Linked DNA regions of Homo sapiens: region 1 is linked to region 2. A link is a contact called in ENCODE Hi-C or POLR2A ChIA-PET data. All regions are on one chromosome and are shown on one strand. Each heading gives the region's core, a stretch centred on a gene start or an enhancer-like site at or near the end of the contact. The rest is flanking DNA. Distances are from core to core; before and after follow the strand shown. Region 1 overlaps UBASH3A (ubiquitin associated and SH3 domain containing A). Region 2 overlaps ABCG1 (ATP binding cassette subfamily G member 1).

What was found. A loop is a pair of places that touch in the nucleus more often than their neighbours do. ChIA-PET counts read pairs that join two places held with the same protein, here RNA polymerase II (POLR2A). Pooled maps may share reads with other maps.
Region 1: a pooled map shows a loop between it and region 2 (4-fold over the local background). The contact joins two enhancer-like sites. A Hi-C loop is called at or near these places in 3 of 168 maps with a recorded cell type or tissue (CD4-positive, alpha-beta T cell, CD8-positive, alpha-beta T cell and natural killer cell), 1 of 37 single-sample maps with no recorded cell type and 12 of 50 pooled maps. POLR2A ChIA-PET finds 5 or more read pairs at or near these places in 7 of 52 experiments (CD4-positive, alpha-beta T cell, GM10248, activated CD4-positive, alpha-beta T cell and 2 more).

Annotation. Positions count from the first base shown.
Region 1 is chr21:42,424,230-42,430,889 of GRCh38, reverse strand. It overlaps UBASH3A (ubiquitin associated and SH3 domain containing A), which reads right to left. Exons shown (of 15, transcript NM_018961.4): 8 at 4,070-4,193. Among named protein-coding and RNA genes, the nearest start is that of UBASH3A, 24 kb to the right of the region's middle. Within about 2 kb of position 4,994, at least 6 of the 41 ENCODE cell types and tissues checked have a DNase peak (open chromatin) inside an H3K27ac peak, as active enhancers do.
Region 2 is chr21:42,245,543-42,252,052 of GRCh38, reverse strand. All of the region lies in intron 2 of ABCG1 (ATP binding cassette subfamily G member 1), which reads right to left. Among named protein-coding and RNA genes, the nearest start is that of ABCG1, 30 kb to the right of the region's middle. Within about 2 kb of position 2,657, at least 3 of the 41 ENCODE cell types and tissues checked have a DNase peak (open chromatin) inside an H3K27ac peak, as active enhancers do.

The DNA of each region.
Region 1 (6,660 bases), core at 3,745-6,244, 180 kb before region 2:
AGGTGGGGAACCCTGCAGCAACACAGGCCCAGTGGTGCTGCCCTCTGGCACCCAGGACTCATGCCTCAACCTCCCTGTGACATGGCACCGCAGGGGGGAGCATGTCACATGCTGGTCCATGAAGCTGCAGTCCACAGCATCCCTGCTTTAGGGAGCTGCAGGTCTCCCTGGGCCAAGGGATGAACATGGAAAGATGAGTCATTAACAGAGATGGTGGGGGCAGAGCGAACACGGCCTGCCACGGGAGGTGGGCTGTGGGGCCTTCTGGGGACCAAATCCTGCCTGGAGCCCAGGCGACCAGGGATGGACGGGGTAGGGAGGACCCCTGGGCAGGAGGCAGCTCAGACAGGCACTATCCCTGCCCTGCTCCCTCTTGGCCACACAGCTCTCTCTGGGCTAAAATGAGAGGGCAGCTCTTGTGTGTGTTTTCCTACTGAGCAGGGTAAGGAAGAGAGGTGAGGAGAGGTAAGCCTTGTCTGCATAAACCCTCATACACCAGCCCCAGCATCGCCCTGATTCCCTCCAAATCCTAGAGAGGAAAATGCAAATGGCTTTAACATCCAAACACCCTCAGGGAGGAAGGGACTCATTTTCCACCTGGCCAGTGCAGCTGATCATTCCTGTCTGGACTTTCTTCTGTGAACAGTGATCCAGTCTCAAGGGTCTGCACTAACTGGCCACTCGCTCTGGCAAGAGTGGTCCCCCGTGGTGTCCCTGTACCTAGGGAAGTGATTGGAAACTACTGGGAAGGAAGGGACACCAGAAAGTAGGGTGGGGGCCAATTTCACCTGCCTTGAAAGCATTCTCGGGGTCAGCACCACGGGCAGCTCCTGCCAGATCCTGTGGATCCCTTGTGAAGTCCACGCTGGCCCGGACGATGCAGAATTTCCAGCTGCTGAAATTTATCAGGACCAGACAGTTCTCGGTGGCCCTGGCTACATTTGGTAGGTGCATAAACTATGGGATTGGTGAGCCAGTGAGAACGTTTGCAGTCACCATGCAAACACTTTCTTAGGGTCACTGGGCTGAGTCTTCAAAACGGATATACGGTAAGGCCAAGTGAATAGTATTGCTTTCCCTTATTGGAAAACTTCAGTTGTTTGTTTCAGGATAGAAACATGCATCTCCTGGGGAACAGCTTCAGGGGAAGGTTTGTCTTGCTGTCTTGCTCTCTTGCATGTGAAGTGTGGTTATGCAGAGGTTGCCTACACTGACACCAAGAGGCAGCACCCACCGCCCCTATCCCAGAATGAATATTAAAACATCCTAGAGAGCTGTAGAGAGCTGATCTGCAAGTAGATTGCAAAGCATGCATGCTCTTGGAAACTCATTCTGCCTAGTAACAAAGTCCCTGAAGTTTTCAACTTGCGGGCTGAAGTTTTGGATTTGGGGTATTTTCTTCCTGGAAGAGCTCAGAGCATTTTAAATGTTCTTCTGTGGAGCTTTGCCACAGGAATATGATGATAAAGCAAAAGAAAGCCCTGTGGGGAGTGGAATGGACTGACCCCTGGGATCTATGGAATGAGGCAGGGCTGCACCAATTCTCTAGACAGAAGGTGCTGCATTGGTGTCCTGGGGCTGCCATAACAGGCTGGGCGGTGCCAAGCAAGAGACATTTATTCTCTCACAGCTCTGGAGGCTGGAAGTCCAAAGTCAAGGTGTTGGCAGGGCCATGCTCCCTCTGACATTCTAGGGGAGAATTTATTCTTTGCTTCTTCCAGCTCCTGGTGGCCCCAGGTGTTCCTTGGCTTGTGGCCACATTGCTCCAGTCTCTGCCTCTCTGGCTGCATGGCCTCCTCTGCTGCTGTATCAGATCCCCTCTGCTTTTCTCTCATCAGCACACTTGTGATGGGGTTTAGGGCCCTCCTGGATGACCCAGGATCATTTCCTCATTTCAAGACCCTCCACTCAATCCCATCTGCAGAAACTCTCTTTCCTAATAAGGTCACATGCACAAGTTCCCGGGATTAGGGCATCATCTCTGGGGCCATGATTCTACCAGACCTGTGGCCAGTTGTCTTTTCTTACTGTAGGGAAGGGGTGAAATCCCTATAGAGAAGACCGTGTGAGGGGGGCCAGTTCACAGGCAGATGCATGTTCTGTTTTCAGCCATTGAAAGCACGGTTTAGACACAGGCTGAGCTACGAGCAGAGACTTCCATTCCAGGCTCTCCCCCTACCCAATACCTGGGTACTTCTCCACAGTACCCAGGTATTGGGTCAAATGTTATTTTAGATGTCACTGTGAAGGTATTTTTTAAAAATGAGATTAACATTTAAGTCACTAGGCTGAGTAAAACAGAATGGTCTCTGTTTTACTCCAGATGATAGGGTTGTTGGAATCCATGGTACTAGCTCAATCTTTTTAAATAGCTGAAAGTCCTTATTAAAAACATTTAAAGCTTTTTAAATAATCCCCAGGCCACAGCCCTGGGGAGTCTCGGCTCTCCCAAGTCTGGGCCTTTCTCACATGGTGAACGCTGATCGCCATTTCTCATGGACCCAGCTTCAGAGACACATTCTTGATTTCTCAAGAAAAGGCCTCCTCACCTAGCCACCAAGGCTGCAAAGACCTGCCAAGGCCACTTAGCTTTGGGCTGATTTGCACCAGCTGCCAGGAGGTGCAAATGGCGACAGGGACGCTGCGTGTGGGTTGACTGTTTAGCTTCCACAGCAGAAGTTTACTCTCCCACAGTCCTGGAGGCTGGAGGTCAGAGATGATGGTGTTGCCAGGGCTGGTTCCTTTTGAGGCCTCTCTCTGGGGCTTGCCGGTGGTGTCCCCTCCCTGTGTCCTCACAGGGCCATCCCTCTTGTGTGTCTGTTTCCTCATCCCCTCTTCTTATAAGGGCAGCAGTCAGATTGGATCAGATTGCATCACCTGTGTTGCCTCATTTAACCTTAAATACCTCTTTAAAGGCCTTGTCTACAAATACAATCACATTCAGTGAGACTGGGGGTTAGGACTTCGAGATAGGAATTTTGGAGGCACACAATTCAATCCGTAACAGAGGGTGAGCGTTGACCTTAGGGTGAGCCACTGACAAGTCCCGGCAGAGCCTTCCTTTGGTTGTTCTGGAGATTTATGGACCAGGCACCAGGATGGGCCCTGGGGACTAGGGAATAAGCCTGGCTACTGTGACCCCACCCTCTGGGCACAATAGTTTCTCCGCACCAGGGGCCTGGCCGTGGTGGGCACTGGATGGCCCATCTCACATAATCCTTCCAACAATCTGATGGGAGGGTGGTTAGGAGTCTGTGTGCTCTCCGACAAGCTTCCTAGCCTCCATGAGCCCCAGTTTTCAGATCTGTAAAATGGGTAGGGGGCAGGAATAGCGCCTCCTGTGTCGATTGGGGATAGCAAGGATGAGAGATCCTAAAGTAACGTGTGCGGCACATGGCAGGGCACAGGCGGACGAATTTGGGAAGAACAAGGACAGAGAGGCATTTTCACTACTGTGGCAACCAGACAAAGGCCAGCAGCAGGTACAGCCCCTTCCTGAGGGCTCCTCTGTAAGGAGTGTGAAGCTTCAGATCACAGGACAGGGATCAGGGATGTGATGTCACTTGTTTGCGTTCAGGGAGGGGCTGCCTGCTCCTTGGTGTCCCTGCCTGGCAGCCTGCACTCCTGGATGTGCCCCATGAGGGTGGCCAGCTCGGGGTGCCCTGCTGTGCCCTGGACCCTGGCCTGAGTCTGCTGACCCCCAGGTTATGGAGAGTTTTGCCTCAAAAGATGAGGGGCCAAGGCACCGGGGCAGGTGACGTCTTGGGGACCTCTTGGCTCATGAATGAGGGAATGGGATGAGAACTCGGGATTCAGCTGCCTTGAGGAGCTCAAGGTGGGGCACTCTGCCATGAAGGGGTGGCTCCCTGTCTGCCCAGAGCAGACAGACCAGGGCAGGACCCCCGGCACCCTCAGACCTGGGAGGCCCCCTTGCTGACCACGCTCTAGGGCAGGGAGGATGTGTCTATGGAACAAAAGCTACACCTACGAAGCTGTGTCCACCGTGAAGTTAATACAAAGTGTAGTTTTGCTTAGTTTACTTAAAAGAAAAAAGGGAATGTTCTATTACCTGCAAGGCCTGTAAGCTGCTAAGACTCCTTGCCGTTTGTGGAAGAAATTCCCCGCTGCATCTGCTGCTGGCTTCACCATCCTTTCTGGAGTTCAGGTCTGTGGCTAGACTGAAGGTGTACATCCTGCAGGGGAAGGAAAGCACGGCTTGAACAGAAGTGAGACCATGTTGTTGCCATGGAGACCCAGCATCTGGTCATGTATGTACTTGAGAATGTCCGGGACAACCTCAGCAGAAAGGTTCCCATGAGCACAAAATGAAGTAGCGTGTGCAAAGTGCTCAGGACTCAGGAAGTGTGGATGATGTGTTTGTTTTATTACAATGATCACCGTCTATGATGGGTAATTTTACATGTCAACGTGGCTAGGCCACAGTACCCAGGTATTGGGTCAAATGTTATTTTAGATGTCACTGTGAAGGTATTTTTTTAGAATGAGATTAACATTTAAGTCACTAGGCTGAGTAAAGCAGAGACCACCCTTCAGATGATGGGGCTGTTGGACTCCATGGTGCTGGCTCAATCTTTTTAAATAGCTGAAAGTCCTTATTAAAAACATTTAAAGCTTTTTAAATCAGAAAATGGTCCTTGAATGTCTCGACACATCACTGTGAGTGGGTCTCATCCAACCAGTTGAAGGCCTTAAGAGGAAACGAACTGGGGTCCCATGAGGAAGGGGAAATCCTGCCTCCAGACCACCTTTGGACTTGAGCTGTAACCTCAACTCTTCCCAGGGTCTCCCATCTGCCAGCCTGCCCTGCAAATTGTGCACTTGCCAGGCTCACAGTCTTGAACCAATTCCTTCAACTAGATCTCTCTCTCTCTTTCTCTCTCGGTCACTCTCTGTCTCTCTGTCTTTGTCTCTGTCTCTGTCTGTGGGGAACCCTGACTAATACACCATCCCCTTTGATCCACTCTGGGAGGAACTGACACACCACCACAGTTTACTGTTCTCAGCCATGCACAGGGCATGTTTCTATTTATCCAGCCCATTTGCAAATGTTTGCATTTCTCCCATAGAGGTCTCAAGTCCCCACATTCTCATAAAACCAGCAGTAGCTCCCACTCCTCCACCGAGACCCGTCCAGAGCCAGGAAGGGCATCTTTTCTTCTGCATCTCAGCATCTGCGTTACACATGATCTTCTCACACTATTACCTGCCCTGTCTCCATCTATAAACTATGGCAGGTCCAGGCCAATTTACTTTGCATCTTCTCAAGCTGTCAGATGCCATTAGATAGGAAATGCACACTTGAGTTGATCCTAAGTAGACCAAGAATATAGATAGTCTCATTGGAACAATCGACAGTTTCCTCTTCAAATTAACATGCTCAGAGCAGTGAGGCACAATTCATAGCCCCACATTAGCACAGGAAATATTGGTTGGTTTCCCCTTCCTGAGGGCAAGGCGAGGGCACCCACAGCCTCCCTGCGGCTCGCTCTGCAGACAGTAGGGCTTTGCTATCAACTGATGACATCTGTGAGGTTTACAGAGAGAAACGGAGTGCATTTTGCTAGTCTTTCAAATGAAATACAATCAAGATTATGCTGTGAACATGGGTGACGGAAGGAGAAAGAAAAGAGCTTAGCATTTTCACATTTCCATTTTTCTCTTTGACTTAAGAGAGCCTCTTGACAGTAACTTACACCATGAAACAGATGTGTTTGAATTCTCCCTGGTTCTTAAAAGGACATAGCTGCCATCTGGGGGTTGCATCACTACGTCCCTGTGTTCATTTCCTGGGGCGGCCATAACAAAGTCCCACAGCTGAGCGGCTTCAACGACAGCCACAGATGCCCTCATAGTCCTGGAGGCTGCGAGTCTGAGGTCAAGCCACCATTGAGGCTGGTCTCTCTTGAGGCCTCTCTCCTTGGCTTGTAGACAGGTACTTCTCCTCGTTTCCTCACAGGCTGTCCCTCTGTGTGTGTCTGTGTCCTCATTTCTTCTTATAAGGACACCAGACATATTGGATCAGGGCCCACTCTAATGCCCTCATTTGAACTTAGTCACCTCTTTAAAGACCCTGTCTCCAAATAAGTTCACATTCTGAGGTGTTAGGGGTCAGGACCTCCACATATGAATGTTGGCAGAATGCAATTTAGCCCTTAATTGTACCTTTCTTATGTCTGAGATATTTGCTGTAAACTTGCTCTGAGGTTTTTGAAGTAATCTGCTGTGTCTGTCTTCAGTGTTGGGAAAGTCCTCATCTTGACTGGGGGATGGCACTTATTCTCCCGAGCCCTCACACTCAAGCCCCCCTGTTGTTTGTCCCACAGGGGTGCTCCCCTCTGCTCTCCTGGACAGAGGATTGGAAGCTGCTGTGGTTTGTGAATACGGTCCTCCATCACCAGTCTCTCCAGGCCATCTCTGATCTTCAAAGCAATGGACAAACATTACAGTGTGATTTTGCGGTAGATAAGTCCAAAGAATCCCTGCACCGTCTGGCACGGAGGCTGAGGCTGGGGTCATTATAGTGGTGATGGGTGACTGGTGTGTTAATTGACAAGTACTATTCATCAGAGCTGCAGACTCTTACCTGGAAAGGTGCCCTCTGTGGCGGGCAGGGGGATTCCTCCTGGTGCGCCTGCAGGT
Region 2 (6,510 bases), core at 1,408-3,907:
TTCCGTTTCCACAGCTGGGGTTTCCAGCAACCCAATGGCATGGTCAGGGTGGCTGCCAAGCAGAGGGATGCCTCTGAACTCAGCTTCCTGAGCTTCCCTGGTCCTTTCAGATTCGACGGACACGGAGATGATGCCACATGCAAGCCTTGGGCCTCGGCTCTGTGCTTGTCTTGTAAAGTAAAGCAAGGACTTTGGGCCTGCACATGACTTGGGAGGCCCTCCCATGCCCAAGGCCAGTGCTGGCGTGGCCTGCCTGGGAAGAGTAGGGGCTCCAGTGGGATTCTGAGTCTCCCAGCTCTCTCTGGGTGGGCCCCCACTGTCTCCCTCTAGGACCGACTGTGCCTAGGCCTGGGGTTCAAGGCCTTCTTTCCACAATTGGGCCCTTCCAGACACGTTTCCCATTCCCCCCGCCTCGCCTCCACTTCCCCCACACCAGGCTGGTCTGGTCAGGGTCTCCCAAACATGCGTTGGCCGCTGCCATTCATCCCATTGAAAAGGACCACCCTATCATCCCAACCTTGTCCTGCCCGCTCATCGAGCCAGTTTTGTGGCCCCAAGAAGCAAGTAAACTTCACACGGTGGCTGGCCACAGCTCTAATCCTACATCGAGTCCTTATTCATCTTCAGACTTAAGACAACTTAGTGTATCTCGCTGAGCCTCTGTTATCTCATTTGTAAACTGAGGTAACAACACGTACCTCCTTCCACCTGGTGCTGCTGGGGAGACAAAATGAGATCAGGACTGTGAAGCATTTGCCACCCGGTTGGGCCTCCATGAATACAGGTCCTCCCTTTCCTGCCCAAACCTAAAGCAAACCTCCTTCCTCCAAGCACTTGTTCAATTTGCAGACTCATCATTTTACCATCAGGAGAGTCAAAACAGTAGGGCCTGGAGGCAAACTAGTCAGGTCTGAATCCCACTTCCCTCCTGGGTAGGTCACCGACCGACCGTGGGCCTCTGTATTCCAGAGGAGATAGTGACAGCCCTAGCTCCTCACAGGGTATGGTCAGGCAAGTTCATGTCTGCTGGGCGCTGAGCTGTCCCTGTGTTCGTTTCTGTTGTTGCCTTTGTGTTGTGATCCCTGCCGTTCCTGCCAGCAATACCACTTAGTGCTGCTGTTGCTTCCCTTCATGTGTCTGGTGGGTCTCTCCCAAGCCGATCCCTGCGGGGTCTGGGGGCCACCTTCCTATACCCCGCACACACCCCTTGTTGGGCTCCTGACCCTGCCTCCATGCCAGCAGCACAGCATGCCAGGGAGGAAAGGGGTAAGTGCAAGAGAGACAAAGCACGTTTGTGTTATGTTCCCATCAGTGAAAATGAGACTCAGGAATGGCCCACATGGAGGGTACCGCGGGAGAGACCCTGACCTCACACAGGCAAGTTCTGTCCACTGGCGCTCACTGTGTGTGTGACCCAAAGAACTAAAATCTCAATGACCATGAGCGGCCACCAGAGGAGGCCTGCAGGGAGGCTCATGGGTGGCCCCTGACTCATTCCCTGGGAGGTCCCAGCCCTGTTTTCAGGGCTCTCTTCCAACAGGCTAGCTGGACTGTGCTCCTCCACGTTTGGGCACCACTGCATGCGGCTGCCTATCTCTGGGAGCCTGGAGTCCCCCTCCATGCAGGATGCCCAGAGCACCCACGGGAAACCAAAGACCACTGAGGCATGGGGCAGGGAATGGGAAGTGAACTGGGTTTGGATCTGGCTTCCACCCCCTCTATAATGCCTTCAAAATAAGACTGGAAGCACCAAAGTCCCCAAAGAGCTGGGTCCACTCTGCTTGTCCCCTGGGAACATGGCTTCAATGGGATGTGCCACCCCAGGAGAAGGTCAACACGCGCAGCTAGAAACCCTCAGTTCCTCCTCCAGTCTTCATCTCTCCTCCTGTCCCCAAGAGTCCTCAGTGGTTTAGACTTAGAATCCTTTAAACGCCCCCTCCCCCTGCACCCCCATATGTGTTCACACGTGACCCAAGACACACAACACACGGGCACCTTCCTCACCCAGTGAGGACTCTTCATCCCCCTCTCACTTTTTTTTTTTTTTTGAGATGGAATCTCACTCTGTCACCCAGGCTGGAGTGCAGTGGCGCCATCTCGGCTGACTGCAACCTCCGCCTCCCAGGTTCAAGTGATTCTCCTGCCTCAGCCTCCCAAGTAGCTGGGACTACAGGCGTGCACCACCATGCCTGGCTAATTTTTGTATTTTTAGTAGAGATGGGATTTCATCATGCTGGCCAGGCTGGTCTCAAACTCCTGACCCTGGTGATCTGCCTGCCTCAGCCTCCCAAAGTGCCGGGATTACAGGTGTGAGCCACTGCGCCTGGCCCTCCCTCTCACTTCTTTACAGCTCCATACCGTCTTTTTACTTTTTTGATTTCAAACTGCCTTACATTTACAAAATGATGATGCTGATGATGGCAATAGCTGATGCTTATATAGATCTACTATGCCGCAGGGCACGATTCTAAGCTTTCGCATACATTAACTCACTTAATTCTCAACACAGAACTCATTTAATTCTCACCAGAACCCTGCAAGGTCCATATTTCAATACACCCAGATGAGAAAACTGAGGCACCAGAGACCTAAAATAACCTTCCCCAAGAACCATAGCTAGTAAGCAGAAGTGAAACCGACCAGAAACAGAACTTAAACTGAGTGGTCTGGCTCCGGAGTCCACACACAATATGACACTTACTTTCTGTGCAGATCACTTGCTTGTGAGATGTGAGGAAGAAAAATAAATGAATAAATCAATGAAAAATAAATGTGCCCACGAGCCAGCCAGGCGGTAATCTCAGCAACACACCCCAGGCCCGGCGCCCCTCCCTCATCCCAGTCCCCTGCCTTCACCAGATGTCCCCACTCTCTTGAATGGTATTACATCCTTGTTTTTCTCTATCTTGCACCACGTTCGTATTTATCCTTTAACAATTTTGGTGACTTTTGAATGTTTTGAAGTTTTTAGAAAAGGCATCACATTGCATGTGTTCCAGGAATTGCTTTTTCTCCCTCTCCATTATCTTGTCCATGAGATCTGTTCTTGTTGATGCCTGTAACTGTGCTTCATTTCTTTTCTGGGCTGTATAATATTCCACTGTGGACCCATCACAGTTTGTTTATTCGCTCTTTTTTTTTTTTTTTTTTGAGAGAGGTCTTGCTCTGTCACTCAGGCCAGAGTGCAGTGGCACAATCATGGCTCACCGCAACCTCAATCTCCCTGGCTCAAAAAGTCCTCCCTCAGCCCCCCAAGTAACTGGGACTACAGGTGTGCACCACCATGCCCAGGTGTTTTTTTTTTTAATTTTTTAAATTTTTTTATTTTGCAGAGGCAGGGTTTCGCCATGTTGCCCAGGCTGCTCTCGAACTCCTGGGCTCAAACAATTCACCCGCCTCGGCCTCCTAAAGTTCTGAGATTACAGGCGTGAGCCACCGCACCTGCCTGGTTTATTCACTCTTCTTTCAATGAGCATTTGGGTCATATCCAGTCTTGTTGTTGTTATGAACAGTGCTGCTGAGAGCGCTGTATTCAGGTCGAAGTGAAAATGCTGGGCCACAGAGGGTGCGTATCTTCAACTCAGCTTCATGAAGCCAAACAACGTCTGTGGCAGCTGCCCTGCACCCCCCACGGGTGGTGCCTCACAGTCTTCCTTGCTCCAGGGTTCTCTAGTTTAGACAGAACTGCACTTCACTTCGCTTCCCTCCACCACTGCTGTCTGGACAGGTCCCAGGAGTCCTGCAACAGACACATCTCCACTCTCACACCAATCCTCTAATGAGGCCCCTCAGCAACTACTATCTTTCCAGATTTTACAGAGAAACTGGCTGGGGGATAAATCAGATGACGACGGAGATCATGACAATCTTACTGCAGCTTGAACAGGTTTAACAAATAAGCAGAAAGAAACCTAATCTTCTTTATCCTCCTCTCTATGCTTCCTACCACTTTTCTTTTTCAAAACGTTGCTCTCTCATGACCATCTTTGCTTCCTTTTCTTTTGTATAATATTAGTGACCTCAGGCTGCCCCAAGAAAATGCCACAAAATGTGCCGTCTCACCGTTCTGAGGGCAGAAGTTCAAAATCGAGATGTCCGCGATGCCACACTCCCTCCGGAGGCTCCAGGGGAGGGTCCTTCCTTGCGTCTCCAGGCTCTTGCTGGCCCCAGGCGTCTGTGGGCTGTGGCTGTGTTACTCCAACGGCTGCCTCCATCTTCATGGGGCTGTCTCCTCCACATGTCTCTGTCTCTTCTCCCCTGCATCTCTGTGACTTTTTCTTCTCTTCTTCTCTTGTAAGATCATGTCCTTGGATTTTGAATCCATCCTAATCCGGGGTGGCCCCATCTGGACATCCTTAACTTAATCACATCTGTCTGCAAATTGACCTTTTTCTGAATAAGGTCACATTTACAGGTTCTGAGAGTTGGGACATGTATGTACCATTTTGGAGGGTCACCATCAACCCACTACACCATAGTCACCAGTCTAGTCCAAGATCTCCACCCAAATGCTTCCCAGAAAGTCCATTTCCAAGACTGCCCATCACCATACTCTCCCGTTACCTAAATTCTAAACACCACACCTGCTCAGTTCTCCACCGGGTGCCCCCGGGTTCTGCCCCTCTTTGTGGCCTTTTCCAAAGGCTGTGATTTCTCCAGAGATTCTCATCCTCCTCCAATTCCTATAACCCTTCTCTGGGCATTATTCACTGTCTTAGATAACCCCTGCCTGATAGTGAGAGCTCCTTGTGTCCCTATCAATTATAAACTCATTGAGGGACATGCTATCTTTACTTTTTCCTCCCCAAGACTGAGCAAAAATACTTTGCTTATAACAGATAATAAAAGTTTGTTGAATGAAGACAAGATGCTTTTTCCCCATAATGAAAATAGAAAAAAGAATTTCAAATATTTTTATCCTGAAAATTACTCAGAGAAAGACACAAACTCACCAAGAAACAGAAAGAGGACCAGCTAGAAATTGTTTCTGGGAAGTTTATAATAGTTCATATACCTTACCTTAGACAGTCACGTCTAACTTGAAGTAAAACAAAGTTTCTTTAGAATAGTTTTAAAATCACGGTCAAATTCTAAGTCTTGTGGCTTCATTTTAATTGTAGGATTTTTTTTTCTTTTAAAAACTTATCCCAGTCTGGTTGCCTGAGACTTTTTAATTAATGATGGAATCAAACCTTCTTGCTCAGAACAAATAAATACAGGCATATAAGATTCAAATTTAGATGTGGCAGTACCAGAATTTCATCTCAAAAACTGGTTTATTTTAAACTAAAAATCTCAGCCTGCGCCTTGGGTTTCTAATCTATGAAATGTGGAGCGTGGACTATATGAATCTTTAAGGTCTTTTCCTGACTTAAAAAAAGTGCTCTCATTAAAATATAATCATACATGTGTCTTTATGTATAGAAGCATCAATACATACATATTCATATATATACACATACGCCATTGTATCTTGAAATTACATTTGTTACTTTCTGAAAGGAAAAATGATGAAGAAACTTAAAAGCTCATGAAATGATATCCCATCCCTTTACGTCAGTGAGGAAAAGCTGGAACTGAGAATCTCTTTCTTTTAGCCATCAGAGCAAAGCAGCATTGTTTATTATTTTTGCACATGGACTGAGATTATTTTATGAAAATATTTATTAACAGGTAAATTATTAGAACAGCTTTATTGTTTTGCCAGTATCTTAAAGAGGTGACAAATATCTCCATAATCTTTCCTTTTCAAAGCTATCCTATATCCAGTGACAACTATCATTCCTCTTGAGAAATGGCTTTATATCTACAGCCTCTGTAGAAACTGGTGCATTTATTCTTCTAAGTGTTTGGATGGCGAATTCAGTCACTGCACCGTTCTGCAAATCCAAAAGCTGGCATCTGTAGCTTAAATGAGTTCCCCAGATGTCAGTGTGGATGGGTGGAGAAGGGAACTCCCTCCCTGTACTCATCAGCTGGCTCTTGCCACCTGCCCAGAGTTGCCACTCCCTCCCTCACCATGTCCCCCGCCTGCCCCCACCTCTCTAGGATGCTCCTGGGGCTGCTGTTCTTGATCGAATTCCAGGCCATTCCGAGGAAGAAGGGAAGCCGGCCATGTGGTCTTGTGCTGCTGAGTCAGCACTTTCTGCTGCCTGGTGCCCTGTCTCCTCCTCATCAGAGTCTGCTGCCTGGTGCCCCCTCCCCTCCTCATCAGAGTCTGCTGCCTGGTGCCCCATCCCCTCCTCATCGGAGTTGTGCCAAGATGCTTAGATGTGCAGATGATTTTCAGAAAGCATGGATCTCAGGAATAGATAAGGAAATACAGCCCCAGTTCTCCTGGTCTTATCTCAGCCTTGAGCTGTGCTCTCTTCTCTGTCTCTGATGCGACTCCTGTTTGCAGATCCAGCCTTCTGGGCCATTCCCTGCCTCCCTCACACCACATGGGAACCCAGCTCAGTCCTGTCTCTCCTGTGTCCTCTGTCCTTCTTCTTCCTGTCCCCGTGGTTGGCC